Linked DNA regions of Mus musculus: region 1 is linked to region 2. Evidence: chromatin contacts called from ENCODE Hi-C or POLR2A ChIA-PET data. All regions are on one chromosome and are shown on one strand. Each heading gives the region's core, a stretch centred on a gene start or an enhancer-like site at or near the end of the contact. The rest is flanking DNA. Distances are from core to core; before and after follow the strand shown. Region 1 holds the start of Ttc24 (tetratricopeptide repeat domain 24). Region 2 holds the start of Isg20l2 (interferon stimulated exonuclease gene 20-like 2).

Evidence for each region. Hi-C counts contacts between places; a loop is a spot of excess contacts on that map. ChIA-PET counts read pairs that join two places held with the same protein, here RNA polymerase II (POLR2A).
Region 1: a map of gastrocnemius shows a loop between it and region 2 (2.2-fold over the local background). The contact joins the promoter of Ttc24 here to the promoter of Isg20l2 in region 2. A Hi-C loop is called at or near these places in 13 of 37 maps with a recorded cell type or tissue (Patski, adrenal gland, gastrocnemius and 2 more). POLR2A ChIA-PET finds 5 or more read pairs at or near these places in 1 of 5 experiments (Patski).

Annotation. Positions count from the first base shown.
Region 1 is chr3:88,076,691-88,082,734 of GRCm38, forward strand. It overlaps Ttc24 (tetratricopeptide repeat domain 24), which reads right to left and starts at 1,614. Exons shown (of 10, transcript NM_172526.3): 1 at 1,580-1,614. It overlaps Iqgap3 (IQ motif containing GTPase activating protein 3), which reads left to right and starts at 5,361. Exons shown (of 38, transcript NM_001033484.1): 1 at 5,361-5,402. The coding sequence starts at 5,366.
Region 2 is chr3:87,926,804-87,932,910 of GRCm38, forward strand. It overlaps Isg20l2 (interferon stimulated exonuclease gene 20-like 2), which reads left to right and starts at 3,511. Exons shown (of 4, transcript NM_177663.4): 1 at 3,511-3,808; 2 at 4,528-5,472. The coding sequence starts at 4,681. Rrnad1 (ribosomal RNA adenine dimethylase domain containing 1) reads right to left here and starts at 3,392. Exons shown (of 8, transcript NM_153562.4): 1 at 3,053-3,392; 2 at 1,121-1,245; 3 at 760-952; 4 at 252-314; 5 at 1-71. The coding sequence starts at 3,163.

The DNA.
Region 1 (6,044 bases), core at 364-2,863, 150 kb after region 2:
TCTTAAAACAACAGCAACAACAACAACAAAACTCTCTTTAAAAGGTTAGTGAATTTTAAAATTTGAGTCACAGAAGTGACTCACCCTTGTGGCTTCTGCAGGCACTTGAACTGACATACACCTATACACATACACATTTTAAAAATAAAATATCTTAAGCCTGGTGTGGTGGCACAGACCTTTAATCCTAGAATTCAGGAGGCAGAGGCAGGTAGACCTCTGAGATCTAGGCCAGCCTGCTCTTCTAGATAACCAGAGATATACAGAAAACCCCTATTTCAGGGCAGGGGAAAGGAAGACCAGCAATAAGAAAAGCATATATATATATGTGTGTGTGTGTGTGTATGTGTATGTATACATATATATATGTATGTATATGTGTATACATATGTATATGTATGTTTTATATACATATATATATATATACATATATGTATATATATATACACACACACACACACAATTTAAAATCATCTTCAAAGGTCCACTTCTGTGACACTATATGAACTCAACTGTGCACCCCATCTGTCATTCCCTGGGGATTATGGTCCTCTTTAGTCAACATCTAAAGGGCTCATTTTTGTTATTTTGAATTGTGTGTACATGAGCACATGTGGTTATGTGCACCAGAGGCTTTGAATCCCATGGAGCTGAGGTCATCCTTGGTTACGAGCTGCCCGGTGTGGGTGCTGGGACCTGAACTCAGGTCTCTGCAAGATCAAAAAGTACTCAGAGCTGTCTTCTCAGCTTATCTGAGCGCCAGCATCTCCGTCAAAACAAAACAGACAAACAAAAGGCTGTCACACACCTTTAAAATCCCAACTCAGGATGTAAAGACAGGCAGATCTCTGGGAGTTCAAGGCCAGTCTGGTTTGCATAGTGAGTCCAGGACAGCAGGGTTACAAAACCCAAACAGGATACACAGGGCTTCCCCTCACCTCTTACACAAGGCCTTGTGACCTACGTGCTGCTGCTTTATAAACCAACGGGAATTCAGCACAGCCACCTCCAGCGGTGGCAGGAGCTGTACTAGCCCCGGGCACTCAAAGCTGAACAGACACTGAGTTAGGAAGAGGCTGATGTCCAGGAGGCGTCTGTGTGCATTGACTGTGCCCTTCCTATTGTCTCCTCTACTTTCTGCCAGTCGGTTCCCGCCTTGGTCCCCAGAGAACTCTTAAGTTCAGATAGATTCTTCTCATCAGCACATTTCTCCTGGACTGCCTCTCTTCCCAGGAAACTGAAAAAAAAAAAAAAAGCCGAAAAACGACCCCCCCCTCAACCCCCACTTTTTCTCTTTTACAGAGAGGGGGCAAAAGGGTTTCTGCTTTTCAAAGATATTTTCTCTGGAGTTGGGGATTTGGCTTAGTGGTGGAGAAAAGGGAGAGAGGATGAGAGGGAGGAAGGGAGGGTGGGAGGGAGGAAGGGAGGGTGGGAGGGAAAACTAGAAAGAGTTGCTTCTGAAAACACATAAAATCCCGACTTCATAAGGCTCCCCACCTTGAGGCACTCCAGGCTGTCACCTTGAGGCTCCGGACTGTCCCCTGCACAGTCTTGGGGACCCCACTCCAGGACCTCTTACCTCTGTCTGTCCTGTTTTCTCCACAGTGGCCTTCTGGAATGGTTCTGCTGGCTTAGGTTACTTCCCAGCAGCCTTGAGCGCAGAACTGTGTTACCAGACACCTGGCACTCTCCTTTCCTCCCAGGTAATCCTTCGAGTGACAGCTGTGGTAACCTATCTTAGTGGAGGACCCTAATGGTGCTCAGACATAGTCACCTAAGACCTGTTTCCCTTCCTGCTTGGCTGCCCCATCCCTGCGGACACACCTTCCAGTTCCTTCAAATAATATATCAAACTACCATGAGACAGTCATCTGTTCTTTCCCATCCTCTCTTCTTTTTTTTTTTTTTTTAAGATTTATTTATTATATGTGAGTACACTGTAGCTGTCTTCAGACACCCCAGAAGAGAGTGTCAGATCTCATTACAGATGGTTGCAAGCCACCATGTGGTTGCTGGGATTTGAACTCGGGACCTTTGGAAGAGCAGTCAGTGCTCTTAACCACTGAGCCCCCATCCTCTCTTCTTAATTTAATTTAATTCTAAGGTAGGTTCTTGTGGTGATCTTCTTTCCTTCTTTCCTTCCTGAGTGCTGGGATCACAGATTGTGCCACCAAGCCCTGCTCCGTCTCTCCCTTTCAGAGAGAGACATGACAGACCAAAGAACTCCATCTGCTACAGGGGGTGACTACAAGCTTTTTTTTTTTTAAATTATTATTTATTTTATGTATATGAGTGCACTGTAAACTCTGTAAACTCCAGGTTCTGTTTGATGTGTTTAATGAGAGGACAGGAGGCCCCACAATCACCAGGAATCTCTAACTCACCAGCTCACCAACCCATGAACCTACCACCAGTGGCTGCAACTAAACGAAATTTGCCCCTTTCCCCATTTGCCTAGGAAAAAGCCTTTTTAAGTAGAAGGGCCATTGCCAGAAACAGACTCCTGAAGTAGATGCACTGACCATAGTTGCAACACAGGCGTTTGCGCAGGCCTGGCACCCAGGGCCATCTCTGAGCTCCAGACAGGCTGAAGCTTCTGCTCTGGCCTGGCTTTCAGAGGTGCTAGCACAGCCTGTCCAGGCCAAGTAGGCCACAGAGTGGTCCCATACTCAGTAGGCTTTCCTTGAGGAAAATAGGGGGCGGGGGTGGGAGGGCCTGAAAGTGTTCTCAGCCAAGGTCCTAAGGGGCTCTCTCCCAGATCCTCTGTCATTCTGAACCAGCATCCAGTTCCCTTCAGTGCCACACCCACCATGTCCTCGAATCTCCTTCCACATCACTGACAATACAAGCAGCACCAACAATCAACGTGGTCACGATTAACACATACATTTCAATGATAACTTTAAATGCCAGTGGAATCAACTCTTCAAAAGACACAGACTGACAAAAGCCAGGGGCTAGAGAGATGGCTCAGTGGTTAAGAGCACTGACTCCTCTTCCAGAGGTCCTGAGTTCAATTCTCTGCAGCCACATGGTAGCTCACAACCATCTGTAATGAGATCTGACACCCTCTTCTGGTGTGTCTGAAGACAGCTACAGTGTACTCTTATAAATAAAATAAATAAAATTTAAAAATAATCAAACAAAACTCCCCAAATCCATCTATCTGTTACTGCCAAGAAATGCATCTTAGCTGTAAAGATAGGCACTGCTAAAAGGGTGGACAAAGTACTCCATCAAACAGAACCAGGAAGAAGCAGGTATCAATATCCTAATAACTGACAAAACACCTCAAACTAAAACAAGTCAAAAGAGATAAGGGGGACACTTCATCCTAACCAAAGGGACAATTAACCAAAGAGATGTCACTATTCTAAACCCAGCTCTGCGGTGCCCAATTTCATTTTTAAAAGTCTACTACTGTATTTAAAGACAAATTATCTTCAATCCATTAATAGCTGATTTCAGTACCCTTCTTGTGTCATCTGGACAAAAAATAAACAGAAACACAATTCATTGACATCATACATCTAATGGACTTAACAGACATCTACAGAACATTCCACTCAGCCAGGCATGGAAACTTTTCTAAAGTAGACCATATCTGGGACACAAAACAGGTCTTTATATATTCAGGAAGATGGAAATAACTCCTTATATCCTATCAGAACACAATGCAATAAAACTTGAAATTGACACCAAAAATTTCTAGTCAATATGCAAACTCATGGAGATTTAACAACTCATCACTGGAGTTAATGAAGAAATCAATCAATCAATCAATCTCCCTGTAACTAAACCAAGGACACCTCTGGCACACATGGAAAGCAGCCCTACAGGGGGAATCTATAAGATGCCTGTATTAAAGGATCAGAAAGAATGGCTCCAGAAGTTAGAGAGACAAGAGGAGCTAAATAAAGAATCCAAGGCCAGATGGATTCACAGACGAATTCTACCAGACACTCAAAGAGGATCTATAGCCAGTCCTTCACTATTACAAAAAAGAAAAAAGAAAAAAAAAGAGCTTGCCTGTGAGAGATTATCTTGGCCATGTTAATTGATTAGGTAGACCCTTTTTAATTGTGGGTGGGGCCATTCCCTGGACAGGGGACCCTGGAGTATACAAAATGGAGAAAAGGAGCAATTTCATATATGTGTATAAAGTGTTGTCATATTTATTCCTCATATTGTGTCATTTGAAATATTTCTGTATAGAAGGAATATTATCTCTATAAATAATCTTCACATTGACTTTGTTAGTTGTGTAGGAAGTCTTTTGTTTGTTGTTTGTTTTTCAAGACCCTGTTTCTCTGTGTAGCCCTGACTGTCCTGAAACTTGCTCTGTGGACCAGAGTTGGCCTCAAACTCACAGAGATCTTCCTGCCTCTGCCTCCCCTAGTATTAAAAGAATGTGCCACTCCAGGAGAAGTTTTTTTTTTTTTTCTTTTAAAGATTTATTTATTTATTTATTTATTTATTATATGTAAGTACATTGTAGCTGCCTTCAGACACACCAGAAGAGGGCATCAGATCTCATTATGGATGGTTGTGAGCCACCATGTGGTTGGTGGCTCAGAAGAGCAGTCAGTGCTCTTAACTGCTGAGCCATCTCTCTTTTTTTTTAAAATGACTTATTTAGTTACTTTTATTTTATGTGCATTGGTGTTTTGCCTGCATGTATGTTTGTGTGAGGATGTCGGACCCCCTGAGGCTGTAGTTGGGACAGTTGTAAGCTATTATATGGATGCGGGGAATTGAACCCGAATTCTCTGGAAAAGCAGCCCGTGGTCTTAACCGCTGATCCATCTCTCCAGCCCCAACCCTTAGCTGGCGATTTCAACCAGACTCCATGGTGGCGGGACCTCCTTTCCCTTCCCACACCCTTTTAATTAATCTGTTTTTCTGTCCTGCTCAAGATCAGCTGAAGCCTTCACTAGGAAGGTCTCTGCCTCCACTGCAGTGGATCTTTCCCTCTGTGCGGCATAGACCTCCAAGCTTTTGACTGTGCTATCTGTTGTTGCTGTAACAGCACTAGTCTAGAACATGTATATCCCTGCATTTGTCATCTAGTTCAGAGTAAAACACCAAATAGCACACAGGGAGGCCCAGGAATTCTATAGGAAGTAGGACAGGTTAGTGAAAGGAAGGGCAGCTGCAAGGACTATTTGTTAAAAAGCCAGATGAGCAGCGGGGCCTTAGAGAAAGCAAATCAAGAAACTGACCTAAGCTAGCTCACGATCTCTAAGAGGAACTACAAAACCCAGGGTTCCCTGCGGCACGAACGGGAAGCGTCCCATCCCGGCGTGACCGCAGTGAGGGGTGGTGTCCCAGCGGCGGGAGATTCAAAACTGGCAGGAGAAGGAACATGGAGCCGTGCGCGGCAGGCCGAGCTCGGACAGCCTGTGAGTGCGGGAAGGATCTGAGGGTGGAGCGGGGTGCTGCTGGCGGGGCTTGGTTTTCGCGGGATTGGCTGCCCGGAGCACTGCTCCCCCGGGAATTCGCCGAAGTGTGCTCCAGGTAACTGAGCTGCAAACCCTTCAAAGGGCGCACTCCCTTTTTCCCAGTTTCTGGGGCTCCAGGGTGGAGGAGTCTAGATGATCTAAATGGCCCCTTAAAACTCAGCAGTTACTGTATTTGCCAAAAAGTGCCACGGGACGGGATTCCGCATTGAGACGCTGCCTCCCAAATGACTTGACGCCTGATCACCTGGACGCTTTTTTAAAATGCAGAACCCGGAGGGCCGGTTTGGCAGCGCACTCCAGTAATTCCAACAGTTGCAAAGTGGAGGCCGAAGGTCAAAAGTTCATGGTCATTGTTAGCTACATAGTATAGAGAGGACAGCCTGGGCTACCTGAAACATGGTAACTCGGGCTGAGAAAAACTCGGGTTGGTGGGGAGGGTGGAAAGGATTCCACCTGACCATCTGAATGAAAAACAATGTCCATCCACCTCATGAAGGAACGGAAGCTCCAGGAAACCTGTTTGTTTGTTTGTTTGTTTGTTTTTGAGACACTCTGGTATGTGGGCGTGTGTGCAGGCAGGAG
Region 2 (6,107 bases), core at 2,261-4,760:
AGCCTCTGATTCCCTTCAAGGCTCTTCACCATCAGCCCCAGCCCCAGAGACATGAAGCGGGAGAGGTGGCCCTGGAGTCATGAGGGAGGACAGCATTGTTCAGTGCCCTGTCATCCAGGGTGTGGATGACTGGGTCCTGGGCTCCATCAAAGGCTTAATATCCACCCCCTACCCCTGACTTCCCACTTCTCAGCACTTGCTTCCATGGGCATCCGACCTGCTAATCTTGCCTTGCCTGGAGTCTGGCTCACCTGGCCTGAGCCCACATCCACAACTTGGGTGCAGCCAGTGAGATCGCTAAGCTTCTTCACCAACTGAAAGAAGAAGAAACAAAAGTTTCTTCTTGGCATTGGCTCCTGACTCCTGAAGCAAGAACTCAGAAGGATGGTAGGAGCCTAGATGCTAGGGAAACATTGAGGATATCACACCGATAAGACATGTCAAATCAGTTCTGAGGATAATGGTAGGTGTCTAGCCTCGACTGCTTGCCCCTTAAGTCAATGACTCAAAAGCAAAAGCCCTGTAGGCTGTAAAACCAAAAATTGACTGCAGTGAACAGAATAAAGGTCACCCATACACAGCTACCAATCAACCCAGAAAAATGACAGGAAAGCCTTTCAGCACCAACAGACAGGGGTCTAGCATATTTGCTAAGGAAGGGGACCTCTGAAGTTGCTGGTTCCTGTATTTGCATCTTCATAACCTATCAGCTTTAGGAGTCCTAGGCTCTCATAGTCTAACCTCCAGCAGTCCCCTCACCTCTCCCAGCCTCCGGATCTCATGCTGCTTCTTGGGCTTGACATGTTTCCGAAAAGGAGCTGTTAGTCGGGAGCTCTGGCTGGGGTTCTCCAGGAACTCTGATGGGGTGTGAAAGCCAGGTGTCCGGGTAAAGGCGAGGGCACAAGCTGTGGACTTCAGGGCCAGCAGGGTGAGTGGCCACACAGACCTGTACCTGAGATAGTCCAGCCCAGGCTGCTAGTGAATAGCCCACAATCACATCCTGAGTGTTCCAGCTTATGATCCAGCTGCCCAGGAAGACCCATTGAGAGTATCTACACAAGACTCAATACATGGCTCAGTGCTCATTCCCCATCTCAGGGCTCCTCTGGCTTGTACATACCTCATTTCCTCCCCGTCCCTCGGCATCCCCAGCAGCAGGGTGGCCAGCTGTGGTGGGTTCAGTCCATCCAGTGCTTCTTGCCATGAGTGGGGGAGTGTGCCCCACAGGCTGTCCGTGAAAAATTCCTGCAGGAGGAGCCAAGCAGTTTGAAGGACTCTACAACTATTCCCATTGTCTCAGCCCCATCTCAACTCTCCAGCTCATCACCTGCCTTTTTTGGCACTAGTGCCCAAGATGACAAGATGCCCGTATCTCCTGTCCATCTGTATCAGCTCTCAAGCCTGTCCCTGCCTCTACTAGCACCCATGTGGTACAGACTGCACTATATGTACACCTCTCATTATTAACACCCCATTCATTTCTGTTTTTCTCCATTTAGTTTCTTGTTTGGTCTGTTGGTTGTTTTTAAATTTTTATTTATTTTTATTTTATATACACTGGTGTTTTGACTGCATGTATGTCTGGGTGAGGGTGTTAGATCCCCTAGTACAGAAGTTAAAAGACAGTTGTGAGCTGCCATGTTGGTGCTGGAAGTTGAACCTGGGTCCTTTGGAAAATCTCTTGACCCCTAAGCCATCTCTCCAGCATGACCAATGTCTCTTTTCTTTTCTTTTTTTAAATCATGCATCACTAGCATGATCTCACCACAGCATTAACAGGTAACTATTTAGTAACCTGCTATTTTATGGTCCAGACAGCTGTGTATTTTAATTCATTCATTTGTTCTTTTAAAATTCTGGGGCTGTGGGGGCCAGGTATGGTGTCTATTATTAAAGGATCCCAGCACTCAGGTGGCAAAGGCCAGAATATCTCCATGAGATATTTCAACATAGTGAGTACCCATCTGAAAATAATGAACTAATTAAGGAGCAATTAAAAGCCTTGTTAGGAAGCCGGGCGTGGGCGTGGTGGCGCATGCCTTTAATCCCAGCACTCCAGAGGCAGAGGCAGGTGGATTTCTGAGTTCGAGGCCAGTCTGGTCTACAAAGTGAGTTCCAGGACAGCCAGGGCTATACAGAGAAACCCTGTCTCGAAAAAACAAAAAACAAACAAACAAAAATGCTTTTAACCACATAGCCATCTTGTTAGTCCTAGACAAACATTTACCCTAAAACAGCGGTTCTCAACCTGTAGGTTGGGACCTCTTTGGGGGTTCACACTTCAGCTATCCCGCATATCAGGTATTTACGATTCATAACAGTAGTAAAATTACAGTTACAGAGTAGCAACAAAAGATACTTTTATAGTTGGAGATCACAACATGAGGAACTGTACTAAATGGATGGATGTAGGATCACGAAGGTTGAGAATCACCCCACCCACAAGCCTTGCTGGTGCTCTTCTGTGTGTGTGGGGGGGAGTTGGGGGGAAATGAGACATGTCTCAACACTCGTTAAGCTGGCTGCAAGTCAAGACAATTCTGCCTTAGTCTTCTGAGGGGCGAGATTACAGAAAGGTAACTTTATGTATGTCTGCCCTGTTTTGTTTCCCTCCCCTCCTTTTTTAAAGTAACATCGTCCAGTCCAGGCTGCCCTAGAACTTGTTTTGTAGCCCAGGGGAACCTTTTACTCCCGATTCTCCTGCATCTACTTCTTAGGTGACAGGATTACAAGGGTACACCACATTTGGCCAAGCACTTCCTCTTCCCCAACCCACTCTTTATTGCCTTTAGTGGAGGATATCCTATGGAACATCTCGTTTCTCGTATGTTTCTATGCAACTGTAGCATGGCCAAATGTTGGTTGTGGGGTTTCAAATGAAACAAACAAAACTTAAGTATTAGAGTCAGAAGGCTGGGTGAAAAGTATTCTAGTAGTCAACGCGTTCCTTATTAGGAAGAGATAAAAGCTGTCTCCACATTTTCTCTGCAGTGGGCTCCTATTCACCCCCCGCCCCCCAAGAAGCACCCCGCCCTCAGCCCGGTGGCCTCACGATGATGTAGGCGTCCAGGATGGAACGGTAGTGAGCTAGGACGCGGGTGAGGTCCACAGCCAGTTGCCTTCTCTCCTCATGCGAGAGGCCATGGGCTGAAACGCCCCGCATCCTGTGGCGTGAAATGTCGGTGCAAGGAGGGAGGAGGTGAGGAGACACAAGGTCGGTACCACGAAACCATGCAACCCAAACCGGACTCAATTCTGCACGCCCGACGCAAAGCAAGAACTCCGAACCCGCCCGACGACACCTCTCAGGGCGATCCCGTCCTATTACAAATCCTTAGAACAAGGCGCACTTGCCCAACGTCACGACTTCCACTGGGCCAAGCCATTTGCGCAGCCGCAGGGGACTCGGAGACGTCACAGAAGCGCGCCCAGCACCAGCTTACGGCGAGGGGGTCAGCTGCAGGTCCCACCCTCCCTCCCGGAAGTGGGACCACGGTTCCGGCGCACTCTGTTCCGCTTCCCGCGGCCCACCACCTTCGAGTTGTACCTCCACGGGGCCCGAGGGGCCGGGGAGCGCATCCCGCCCCCGCCCCCACCCACGCCGCCGCCGCCGCCACCGCCGTTCCCGCTGCTCACGCACTCCGAGTCGCTGGCCTCGCTGCCTGAGGTGGGGGCGCTGCGGGCGCGTGCGCGCCGGCCGCCTTCCCGTTGTCGCCCGCGTTCTTGCCGTCCCGGCATACGTCGGCGCGCGCCTGCGCCTGCATCCGGCTTCGGACGCTTGCGATCTTAGTGGGGAACCAACTTGGAGGTAGGTGTATAGGGTGTTCGGGAATAGTTCGTGGATCGTCAAGAATGTGGTGGCCGAGGTGGCTGGCCCTCCACTGTGTCCTTACTGTGGGAGACAGGTAAGGTATGTGAGGAGATCGCCCCCACGTGGAGCCGAGGGAGCGCGACACCTGGATTTGGTCTTCATTTCGTAGCACGCTGAGAATTCCTGGGTGATCCAGAGGGTATTTGTGTTGTTTCTTCTCACCACTGGTACTTAAAAGTCTCATCTGACGCCCTTGTTTTGACTTCATAGACATGATAGAGTCGATCTCCGTGGGTCCCACATCTTTTTATCCGCAGCCTCAGCACCCTCATTTTATGTAATTAGATTTATTATTTGTCTGAGTGTTTTGTTTGTATTTATGTATGTGTATCGTTTAATTGCCCGGGGCCTGCAGAGATCGGAAGGCATCTAGTTTTTTCTGAAGCTGGAGGTACAGATGCTGTGAACTACTACAACGTGGGTGCCTGGAACTGAACTTAATATCTCTGCGAGAGCAACAAGGTTATAACTACTAAGGCGTTTCTCCAGCCCCAGCATCTTTAGTTTTTAAAATGGCACAGAGATCCGGAGAAGGGAAATAACCCTTTTAAGACCAACCTAAAGGTGAATTGTGGAGGCTTCAGTAGTTAGCCGGGCTTTGGGGCTTGTGGAAGTTATCACTTATGTCTTCCAGAACTGATCTTCTTTTCTCTCAGGCCTATGGTGCGGGAATCAGGATTACTTTGTCCCCAAGGCTGATTGCAGACCTCCACATGTTGAACTATGGGATTCCACAGAGGATGAGCCTCTCATCCTTTTGCTATCAGTGAGCCATTCTTCCCAGCTTCCTCCCACCATCCACTGATCTCATGTCTACCATACTCCTGAATTTAGACTTTGGGCAACCTTCGAAAAAGGCATTTGGAGGAAATGCCAAACATCAACGCTTTGTCAAGAAGCGAAGGTTCTTGGAACAGAAAGGATTTCTGAATAAAAAGAACCAACCCCCTAACAAGGTGTCTAAGTTGAACTCAGAACCTCCAAAGAAAGGGGAAACTTCAAGAGTAGATGGCATTTTGAAGATCCTTCCATGCCCAAAGAAGAAAGAGGCAGCTGCCTCCAAGAGGGACTCAGAGCAGTCCAAAGACAAGAAAGCACCATTGTCTTGGCTGACCCCTGCTCCTTCAAAGAAGACTGCTTCTGTTGTGTCTAAAATAGATTTGCTAGGGGAGTTTCAGAGTGCCCTTCCAAAGACTAAGAGCACCCAGAAGAAGGGCTCCAAGAAGAAGTCCTTGAAAAAGAAAATTGCTACAGAGAACTCCACCCAAGCTCAGTCAAAGGATAAAGGCTCCAAGAAGAAGCCCTTGAAGAAAAATGCTGTACCGAACTCCACCCAAGCTCGTTCTGAAGATAAGTGCCCTACAGTCCCCCAAAACTTGCCAGGGAAGATGGTGGCAATAGACTGTGAAATGGTGGGCACAGGACCCAAGGGACGCGTTAGTTCCCTGGCTCGATGCAGCATTGTAAATTACAATGGTGATGTGCTGTACGATGAGTACGTCCTCCCCCCCTGCTACATCGTCAACTACCGGACCAGATGGAGTGGCATCCGGAAGTGCCACATGGTTAACGCTACACCCTTTAAGACTGCTCGGAGTCAGGTGAGGAGCGTGGGTCGAGACAGTAGAGAGAGGTCTGGAGAGGACTTTCAGCAAGTGATATTCTGGGGAGGTGTCAAAGGATGGTAAAGGGAGGGAGAATAATGTCACGTGATTAGGAAGGCTTCCTATTGGAGTAAGGATTAGTTTCTTTTTTACATGGATCCTACCACCTCAGTTGACCCAATCTGAAAGCTCACAGACATGCTCAACTTTGCCTTCTAGTATAATTCTATTAAGTAGACAGTTGTGTCACAAGTCCATCCCTGTCAACTTATGACCAAACATCATACTTTTTAGCCAAACTTTCCATCCTTGGTCCTCATAAGCTCATAGTTATCCTATAATACAAATTTATGGACTGGATTTAGTTCAATTTCAAACGTTTCGAACAGTCTAAACAGAGTCTCTGAAGCTTAGGCAGACTCTTACCTGTGAGCCCCAGCACATCAGAAAACAAAACAAAGGCTGAGTGTGGTGGAGCACACCTTTTTTTTTTTTTTTGAGACAGAGTTTCTCTGTGTAGCCCTGGCTGTCCTGGAACTCACTCTGTAGACCAGGCTGGCCTCGAACTCAGAAATCTGCCTGCCTCTGCCTCCCAAGTGCTGGGATTAAAGGCGTGTGCTACCACTGCCCAG